2 separate regions of the Homo sapiens genome follow, and region 1 is linked to region 2. A link is an interaction called in ENCODE POLR2A ChIA-PET data of the cell type or tissue named here. Cell type or tissue: CD4-positive, alpha-beta T cell. All regions are shown on one strand. Links, peaks and the distances in the headings refer to the core of each region. The heading gives the core; the rest is flanking DNA.

Region 1 (5,388 bases), core at 167-5,166, 63 kb before region 2:
AGTTTCTTTTCACTTTTACGTGTGTCAAGTTTCTTTTTTCTATGGAGTAAACAGTGAGTTGGAACTGAAGAATTATGAGATAATCCGTATTTTCCTACTGAGCTAGCAAAATCAAAGGGTTTGCTACTATAATCCAAATGATTTGCTGACTGAGGATAAGAACTTTGAACATTATCAGCTGAAACTTCAGAAGAAGAAAATAAGACTCCTTACCTTACAAGAGCCATTAATTTTCAGATGAATAGGTTGATATACGCAGAAGACAGTCACAGCAACCAAAAGGAAACATGAAATGAGGCATTTAATTACTAAATGCTTCTTTTGATTATGACATGAATAAAGTGATACTTGATCATTACTTAACATGAATACTCTAAAAAACAATAAGGGAGTATTACCTTCCTTTACCAATTTAAAGTAACCTTTATACTCTGTTCACTGATACATACAATGTAAGTCAGTCAATGTTCTAATTTTCACGAATTTAAAAATGTGAGGTCTTAACCATAATTAAATTGTAGTCAGGATTGTCTCAAATTCAAAAACTTCTTTAAAAAAACAAAAAAAACTAGGTTCCTTTTATTCTGTATTTTAATGTATTAGAAACAAATAAGCAAACAACCCCCGGTAATTTCTACCACAATCTGGGATACACTATCAATACAAGATGACATATTACAGACTCATTCCCATCACAGCCAGTTACAAGTGCCCATCTGTGTGCCCAGCATCCCTGGAAAACACACTCTTATTTCATGGTAACAGGCTGTACACAGCTTTGTTGTAGAAAAAATTTAGCCCAGAGGTTACAACAAACACTGACATAGTAAACAAATCGCCATACTCAAACTGAGAGATAGCATGCCAATTAATATAATGCTACCACCTCAGTTCCCCTCTTATGTCCACTGAATTCCAAATTTAACCCCAAATTTTACAAATTTAAAATTAAATCTCTGGCTATAAAATGCAAAGTAGTATAATTATGATACTTATACCTAATTATTTTTAAATAAAACAAAATTATACATAATAAAAGCATAAAGGGATTTTTTTAACATTAATTAGCTGGCTGTCAATTTCCTTTTCCTATCTCATCAGAGTTTAAAAAAATAACAATTAAAAAGTTCTATAAGCTACTAACAAGAAGAAAAAGATGTCTTGTCTTATCTAATTTTATTTCCACTATGTTGTTATAAAATCAACTAGTGAGGCCAGGTACAGTGGCTGACGCCTGCAATCCAAGAACTTTGGGAGGCCAAGGTAGGCGGATCACTTGAGGCCAGGAGTTCAAGAACAGCCTGACCAACATGGTGAAACCCCATCACTACTAAAAATACAAACAAAAAAAAAAGCCAGGCATGGTGGCACGCACCTGTAATCCCAGTTACTTGGGAGGCTGAGGAAGGACAATCACTTGAACCCAGGAGGTGGAGGCTGCTGTGAGCAAAATCATGCCACTGCACTCCAGCCTGGGTGACAGAGTGAGACTCTGTCTCAAAAAACAAACAAAAAAACAAACAAAAACAATCAAGCAGTAAAATAACCACAAAAACAGGCTACAACAGAAGAAACACAGTCATCATCCTAAAAATCCACAACTAGATCAACTGATAATCAAAAGTTAACAATAACATGCAAGATTTTAATAGCTCAAGCAAATTAAATATTTTCTTAAAAGCTCAAGCAAACGAAAGCCTCTCTTTAGGCATTAACTATGTAAAACAAGTGAAAAAGAACAAGTAAAGGCATACCTTTTGCTATCTTTCCTGTAGATACTGTTGCCTCATTCTTGTCCTTCAAACTCTGCACTCTATCTTGTTCCAGAACCCCTGACAAAGCCTTCTGCACATCAAACTTGTTCTTCAGAACTGCTTCAATTAATATTTCATCTGGCACAGCATCTCCAAGTACCTCTCTCATGTGATCAAGGCATGAATAAAGACGAGCTAGAAAAGACGACAATGGTCAAAAGCTATACTAAATGGTGCAATGAAAGAACTTTTAATCTTCAAAACTGATTTTAAAATTTACAGCTGTACTAGAATATTCAACTCTCCCTTCTCTTTGGCAAAAATTATCTCTAATGATCGTATTTTTATCTACAATATACCTATCTTCCCTTATCCAAGGAACGATTTCGTTAATTTAAAAATCACTATAATAAAATGTCTCCTGAATAATAGTGACTAATGTTTCAAAAAAGTGTACATTGCACAGTATACACTAATATCTATTTTCAGTCACCAGTGATGATGGTATCTGCAATGATCATTTTTTGCATGTACAGAAAGGAAGGGGTGAGTGTGGAACTATTTCTAATTTGTTAGTGAATCCAGTTATTCACGAAGTATATTTCTTATATTTCTCAAGCTGCTACCTTAAGTTTCCTTTTTGGCTAACTTCAGTTCTTCCCAGCTAACTAAAATAATCCTTAATGACTCTTTAAAAAACGGCAAGATAACATAATATAAAAATGCCATAAAAATAAGAAAGTCCAGGAGATTAAGGGGAGGATAGGCATTCTTTTTTTTTTTTTTTTTTTTTTTTGAGACAGAGTCTCACTCTGTTGCCCAGGCTGGAATGCCAGTGGCGTGATCTCAGCTCACTGCAACCTCCGTCTCCCTGATTCAAGCAATTCTCCCACCTCAGCCTCCTGAGTAGCTGGGATTATGGACGCCCGCCACCATGCCCGGCTGATTTTTCTATTTTTAGTAGAGATGGGTTTCACCATGTTGTCCAGGCTGGCCTCAAATTCCTGACCTCAGGTTTCCACCTGCCTCGGCCTGCCAAAGTGCTGGGATTACAAGCGTGAGCCACCGTGCCCAGCCGGCATTCACTTTTAAAAGAAAAAAATTTAAGTCTGGAATTATCTAAGCTGTTTATGAATTTTAATTTTCTGATGACATTAGTATTAAAAGTAATTATTAATAATACTTATTAATGATTTAAAATCCATAAGAGCAGAGAGGCTTTGTATCCCTAGAACCCTTTGTATCTCTAGTACCAGGTAACTAGGGGCCAATGAATAAAAATGAATGATATATTCCCTTATATTTTTGTATAGCACTTGACAATTTTCACAATACTTTTATGTATATTTCTTTTGTAATCCTCATAATAAGTCTATGAGCTAGATATATCAAGCAAATTCTAACTTAATAAAGATAAGATTGAAAATCATGGCACTACTAAGTTAGCAATAATCAAAATAGAATAGAGGTTTTCAAACTCCCTATTCCACAAAACCATTTCACAGAATGCAATTTATATTTAATTGTACATGCTCATATGCTGAACAAGTAATCTACTGGCAATACCCTTTCTTTAAAAAAAAAAGTATTTGATACTTCTTTCATTGGCCCATTAATTATTAAAAATACATTCCTGAAATATTTGGGCAATTCTGCTTTGCTTCAATTTAAGATTAACTTTTAAAGGCTAATAAGCTATGGGATAATATTATCTCTTTGATAAATACATCAATTATTGAAACTGTAACAAAATAGTATAGCTAGCTAGCATCAGGGCCTCCTCTTTTTTATTTATTTATTTATTTATACTTATTTATTTATTTATACTTATAAAAGAAGAAAGCTAAAATATAAATATCTTCATTAAAATGTTTAAGAGAGTTGAAAATATGCAAAAACTCAGAACCGATGTCATTACCAAGTTCTATCTTGAAACTTAATTCACACAGATGTAAATCTTGAAACTTAATTCACACAGATGTAAATCCTGAGGACACTTATACAGTGTCACTTTAGACTTCAACTGGTTTTTTTTGAAACCTCTTGAACTTAACATCTTTGTAAGTAAAGGAGTTTATGTATTCTAATCATAAGCTCCATATACAGCTTATGAAACAATTAAATCATCTGAAAAAGTTCTTCTTAACGAATCACTAGAGTTTCTCTCCCATGGAAAAAAATTTTAAATGGGATAGTTCAATTAAAATTTCAGTTACTAAACAATAGCCATACAATTTTTCAATCATACAGTTAAATACACTCCTCACAAAACATACTTAATAAAACATAAACTGTCCTTGAATATGAAAGATATGTTTACATCATTACTGTTCATAGTCACTGTTATAAACACAATAAAACTGATAAATTCTGGTGTATTTGGTCATTAATCACTTTCAGATAACAGATACACTACTTTTTGCTATACCTTGATCAAATCCACTGAGCTGATGGTTTGAAACAGAATTGGAAGATTCTTTCAGATCTTCATAATCATATTCTTCCACAGGCTCAACGGAAGGTTTGTCACGCCGTGAATAAATAAACTGAGCAGCTAGAATATAAAATGATCAAAGAATGCTATGGTATAGCCATTTCCTATTAACTTTTTTTTACAAAAGTTAAAGTAAAAATTAAAAATTCTAATCAATCACCTATAGTTACCCATATTTCATAAGGGATGAAAACAAAAACAATATCATATCAAAACATATACCTAAAATCCTACTCGAAGGTGCTTACAATTTATTATTCTCTTATAATCTTCTTCCTTCTTTCCCCCAATCTCTGAAACCATTCCACTCAGCCTACTTTCTCCCTGGTTTCCAAAATCTACCTTTCCTAATATCTCTTCTTTGTATACTATTCTGTGTTCCCTGAAATTTTCTCTTCAATACAAATATTTCAAACCAAATATCAAACTTCTAATTTACATAATTAAGAAAACACAAGGTGGCCAAGCGCAGTGGCTCACCCCTGCAATCCCAGCACTTTGGGAGGCCAAGGCGGGTAGATCACCTGAGGTCAGGAGTTCGAGACCAGCCTGGCAAATACAGTGAAACCCCATCTCTACTAAAAATATAAAAATTAGCTGGGCGTGGCAGTGGGCACCTGTAATCCCAGCTACTCAGGAGGCTGAGGCAGGCAGGGGAACCGTTTGAACCCAGGAGGCGGAGGTTGCAGTGAGCCGAGATCACGCCATTGCACTCCAGCCTGGGTGACAAGAACAAAACTCCGTCTCAAAAAAAAAAAACAAAAAAAAAAAACAGAAAAGAAAACACATGAAGTGCTAATTTTGCCTGAATCTAAGAGTTCACGGAAAATACAGACTTTAATCTTTAAACAACTCATGCTTTCAATCACACACTTTCAATTATACACTGACACTGTAAACTAGTGTCATATACCTAACTTTAACTTTCAGACATCTGTGCTACTCTGCAATACTGCCAAACATCATCACTCAATATATAACTGGGTATTCATATGTATCTCATTAAGGAAAGGAAAGGCAGATTATCTAAATGCCAATACATGCCTGAGTATCATAAATGAAATACAAGTGAGCAAAGGAGAAAATCACAGGCATATCCACAGTACTAATGCTTCCAGCTCTACTGGATGGCCACTGAAC
Region 2 (5,388 bases), core at 85-5,084:
TTGCTCTTTTTGGCCAGGCTGGAGTGTAATGGGGCAATCTTGGCTCACTGCAACCTCCACCTCCCGGGTTCAAGCAATTTTCCTGCCTCAGCCTCCTGAGTAGCTACGATTATAGGTGGCCACTGCCACACCTGGCTAATTTTGTATTATTAGTAGAGGTGGGGTTTCACCACGTTGGCCAGGCTGGTCTCGAGCTCCTAACCTCAGGTGATCCACCCACTTTGGCCTTCCAAAGTGCTGGGATTACAGGCGTGAGCCACCGCACTGGGTCAAGGGTGTCTCTTGATAGCGGTGGGAAAAGTCATGAAAAATTCCTCAAGAGTAGCAGCTCCTAAAATTATCTTAGAACCCAGATTGAGACAAAAGGCTGCAAGGACTTGCCATCTCACAGATTGCCAGGCTGTCTTGCATTGTGAGCCCATGGATGGGATCTACCTCTGGCTGATTGGGGTAGGCCATAGGACAGGACATTTAACATCCCCAAAGGACCCTGCAGAACAAGATTTGTCAGCCAGGACTGCACCAGCCCAGATTAAGCTTACTCTCTTTCTCTTCCTTCATCTCTTTGTCCCTACACCACAGAAAAGTGGATTGAAAGAATGAAACTATCCTCAAACATTAGCTCATAAGGGAAAGAACAAATATGTCTCAGAGGTAAGTTAAAATAGAGTTAGGGAGAACAAGCCACACTATATTATAGAAAGCAGAATTTTGAACTAAGCTTTAATTCAATTTCCAGTTAAATTCAGTATAAACAAGAGGAAAAGACTAAATTTACCATTTTAACCTTGTTTTTTTTGAGACGGCGTCTCACTGTGTCACCAGGCTGGAGTGCAGTGGCACGATCTCAGCTCACTGAAACCTCTGCCTCCCAGGTTCAAGCGATTCTCCTGCCTCAGCCTCCCAAGTAGCTTGGACTACAGGCACGTGCCACCACACCCAGCTAATTTTTGTATTTTTAGTAGCGACGGGGTTTCACCATGTTGGCCAGGCTGGTCTCGATTAAGTGTACAGTTCTGTGGCATTAAGTACATTCATATTTTGCAGCCATGATCATTAACCATCTCAGAACTTTTTCATCAGAGTTTCCCAAAATGAAACTCTGTATCCATTAAACAGTAACTCCCCAGATCTCCCTCTGCAGCCCTTATTAACCACTATTCTTTTTGTCTCTATGGATTTGCGTGTTCTAGATCCCTCATATAAATGGAATCATTCACTATTTGCCCTTTTGCATCTGGCTTATTTCACTTAGCACAATGTTTTCAAAGTTCGTCCATGTTGTAGCATGTATTAATTTTATTTCTTTTTAAGATGGAATAATTTTTCACTGTATGTATACACATTTTGTTTATCCATATGTTTATCCATTTGTTCATGAACATTTGGTTTATTTCTACCTTTTGATTACTCTGAATATTGGTGTACAAATATCTGTTCTAGTTCCTGCTTTCAATTCTTTTGGGTATAGATCTAGAAGTGGAATTGCTGGGTCATATGGTAATTCTATATTTAATTTTTTTGAGAAATTGTCACACCATTTTTCCAAAGCAGCTGCACCCTTTTACATTTCCATAAGCAATGCACAAGGGTTTCAATTTCTCCACTTCTTCTCCAACACTTTACAAAATATATACAATGAGCATTCTAATAGGTGTGATGTAATATCTCATTGTGGTTTTGATTTGCATTTATCTGGTGATTAGCAGTATTGAGCCTCTTTTCATATGTTTATTGTCCTTTGTATATCTTCCTTTTAGAAATAGCTATTCAAGTCCTTTGCCTATTTTTGAATTGAGTTGGTTTTGTTGTTATTGTTGAGTTGTAGTTCTTTATATATTCTGGATGTTAATCTCTTATATGAGATATGATTTGCAAATGTTTCCTGCATTGTGTGAGTTGCCTTTTCACTCTGCTGATTGTATTCATTGATGCACAACAATTTTTAATCTTGATGAAATCCAATTTATCTATTTTTTCTTTTTTAGACTGTACTTTTAGTGTCGTATCTTAAAATAACTGCCAAATTCAACGTCATGAAGTTTTTCCCCCATGTATGCATCTAAGAATTTTATAGTTTTAGCTCTTGTGTTTAGATCTTTCATCCATTTTGAGTTAATTTTTGTATATGATGTAAAGGAAAGCCCTCACTTCATTCTACTGCATTTAAAGTAATAACTTTTAAATAAATGTAATCATCTAGCAGTTTAACCTCTGACATTGAAGTCTTACCTGGGAGAAAGGTCACTGAGGACCTAAGTGCCCAGATGTACCACCATGACGTAGTGACCCAGAGCGTCCAAGGGGCTGGTCTTTCCATGGCCCCCCCTCATCACTTCCTGAAGCCTGCTGTAGACTGCTATAAGAGCGGCCCTCTCTCTCTCTTTTTTTTTTAAACAACTAGAGGCACCTGTTCTTTGAAGTGGGTGTCAGCTGCAGATGTAACACCCATTATCACATGACATCTGTTTTTAGTTAGTGAAAAATGCTGCGATGCTTTACTTATTTGCCTCCCTGCTTAAAAATCCACAAGCTTCAAAATTTCCCACAAGGGGGATCATTAATTTTTTTCTCAAATACTTTTTTTATTTTTTAATATCAGAAGACATCTTTTTGGTATTTACATGTACTGTTTTCAATCTCCTCTATTTTAAGTGGAAATAAGTAGAATGGCATATTTTAAAACAGCATTTTATATGCCATTTTTTCAGACAGGAAACATCAAAGATTCCTGGCAGCCTCCCAATTATACAGCCAGATGAATGATCAATTAAAAAGCCACTAGCAGCTAATAGGGCACATGCCACAAAAACAGAACATTACAGGTCGACTATGATGACAAATATGACTTTTTGGCTAGCATTCCATCAGTGTTTTTCTGTTTTTGTTCTTTTTTTTTTTTTTGAGATGGAGTTTCACTCTTATTGCCCAAGCTGGAGTGCAATGGCGCAATCTCAGCTCACTGCAACCTCCACCTCCTGGGTTCTAGTGATTCTCCTGCCTCAGCCTCCCGAGTAGCTGGGATTACGGGTACACACCACCACCCCCGTCTAATTTTTGTACTTCTAGTAGAGACGGGGGGTTTCACCATGTTGGCCAGACTGGTATCGAGCTCCTGACCTCAGATTATCCCCCCGCCTCAACCTCCCAAAGTGCTGGGATTACAGGTGGGAGCCACCCCGCCCTGCCATTCATCAGTCTTTTTCTAGTTAGCATCAACTGTATTTTTTCCTCTGAACAAAACAAACTATAAACTATATAGTTCATACATATGTATACACACACACACATATATATCAAATGTTTTCATATTTGTGCTAAGTAATTAGTGCCATGAAATATTACTAAATAACTTATTTCTGTTTCCAATGTGGCTGCATCTGAGACAGGAAATGAGCACTCTTAACTAAAGTAGACTGTGGGAAGACCCTGAGAATTTCTTAGTGAGCCAGCTCTTTAAGTCTTATTTCTCTCATTCTAAATCCTTAATATTCTATTATTCTTCCTGAACTATAGTTCTTGACTTTTCCTAAACTGCAGTGAGAAACTACGGAATGAACTTAGGCTTGCTTACGTAATCTGTGAGGCCCAGTACAAAATTAAAATGTGGGGCCCCTTGTTCAAAAATTATCAAGAATTTCAAGATGGCAACAGCAGAGCATTAAGGCAAACACAGGGTCATTCTGAGCGTGCGGTCTGTGCAGCTGCACAGGTTTCACACCCATGAAGCTGGCATTTTGTGTGCTTGTTTCTGTGTTCAGCCATTTCTAGGACTCAACTGCAGATACTGATTCTCAGATGCTGCCAAGGAGTCATTTTCATTTTCACCTTAATGTATCTTTTATTTCTTTTCCTTTTTTTCCCAACATCATCCTGGAAGTCCTATTAATGCAACCAACTTGTCTCCTCCTGATTGGTGATAGCGCCTTCCCCTTGCTGCTCAGCCAACTTTCCGTCATCTGTGAAACTATGCCCTAACTGCCCCCATCCAGCTTTTTTCTACACATGTATCCAGAATCTGCTATGAATATTTCATTCAACAATAACAAATATTTATTTTCTAATTGCCCCAAACAGACCTTGAGATAAGAATTTGAGAGTGAATTATTTACTTGAGAAGTAAAAACCAGCAGGGGAGGGGGAAATGATGCAGGGAAAGAAGGCAGCCAACACAGGTGTATTATTAGGACAGCTACCAAAGTCTCAGAACAACTCCCCTCCCCGCTTTTCCTTACTCCCATTCTCCTCCATTGAAGAGCAAGGCAGCTGTAGTATTTATGCATCAAATGATGAGAATCATTGATTGAGGGCTGCTCTGTGGTAGTGATGGTTGTAAATCCTGAAGTGTGATGCATAGAATAGGTAGAATGGTCTTATATATCATTTCTAGAAAGCGTCCTGGAGCTTGGAGATGCAGATACAGGCAGTTTGAAGTTGGCCAGAGCACACTTGAATGACAGAATCCAAGGAACCTAGGAGGATATGACAGCATCTGCTATGTTTGAATACCTACTTTGTCCCAGGTATTATTCTAAGTGTTGGGATATAGGCCATAGACAAAAATCCAAGCTCATGAAGTCTATATATTCTGGCTGGGGGAGACAAATGATAAACAAACATATAGCAAAAGATGGTAAGTACTATAAAAAAGTAAAGCTGGTTATGGGAATAGAGAGTGATGGGGGTAAGAAGGAAACCAGTTTAGAAAGCGTGGCTGGGGAAAGACTCTTTGTAAAGTGATACATGAGCAGAGAACTGAGTAAGTGAGGGAGATAACCTAGTAAGTATCTGGGGACAGGGAGATCCAGAGAGAAGAGTAAGTTCGAAGGCCCTCAGATAAGAGTGTCCCAGCATGTTTAGAAAAGAGTAAGGAGGCTAATGTTACTGGCTAGATTATAGGGAGAAAGAAAAAAATGGCAGCTGGTGAAGTCAGAATATTGGGTAGCAGTGAGATCCTGTAGGGCTTTGTAGACCACAATAAGAACGTGTTGTTTTATTATATTATGGTGTTATATTATATTGCAAGATAGATAGAAAGAAAGTGGAGGCTTTTGAGCAGAGAAGCAATTTGATCTGTGATGTTGCCAGTCAAAATTGGTGATTGCCATATTGTTTCTGTTCTTCACTCTAAAACACCAAAAATAGTAAAGCAAACACATGATCACCCATCCATTCATCCATACATTGAGAAAGCCTTTCAGAGTTGAGTAATTCCGGCTCCCTTTCTGCTACTGCCATCTGGGACAAGCTGCTGTGGGGAGGTAGTAACTGGGAGGTAGCTCATATGAAGAAGACAGGCAGAATGAGAAACAAAGACGAACAATGTTGGCCAACCCAATGATCACCACTCTTCATTTTTTTTCTTTTTCTTTCCTTTTCATTTCTTTT

What was found. Peaks named below come from ENCODE experiments on the same cell type or tissue, not always from the same donor. Only the 100,000 strongest peaks of a DNase experiment are listed, where the experiment ranks them.
Region 1: POLR2A ChIA-PET joins it to region 2 with 6 read pairs; 12 of 35 experiments call an interaction of 5 or more read pairs at or near these places.

Annotation. Positions count from the first base shown.
Region 1 is chr6:135,037,819-135,043,206 of GRCh38, forward strand. HBS1L (HBS1 like translational GTPase) reads right to left here. Exons shown (of 18, transcript NM_006620.4): 3 at 4,183-4,308; 4 at 1,755-1,949. Among named protein-coding and RNA genes, the nearest start is that of HBS1L, 14 kb to the right of the region's middle. In CD4-positive, alpha-beta T cell, for the core only: no CTCF peak of the experiment used is centred there; no DNase peak of the experiment used is centred there.
Region 2 is chr6:135,100,696-135,106,083 of GRCh38, forward strand. No RefSeq gene overlaps it. Among named protein-coding and RNA genes, the nearest start is that of HBS1L, 49 kb to the left of the region's middle. In CD4-positive, alpha-beta T cell, for the core only: no CTCF peak of the experiment used is centred there; DNase peaks (open chromatin) are centred at 2,426 and 2,736; H3K27ac peaks cover 1,309 bases.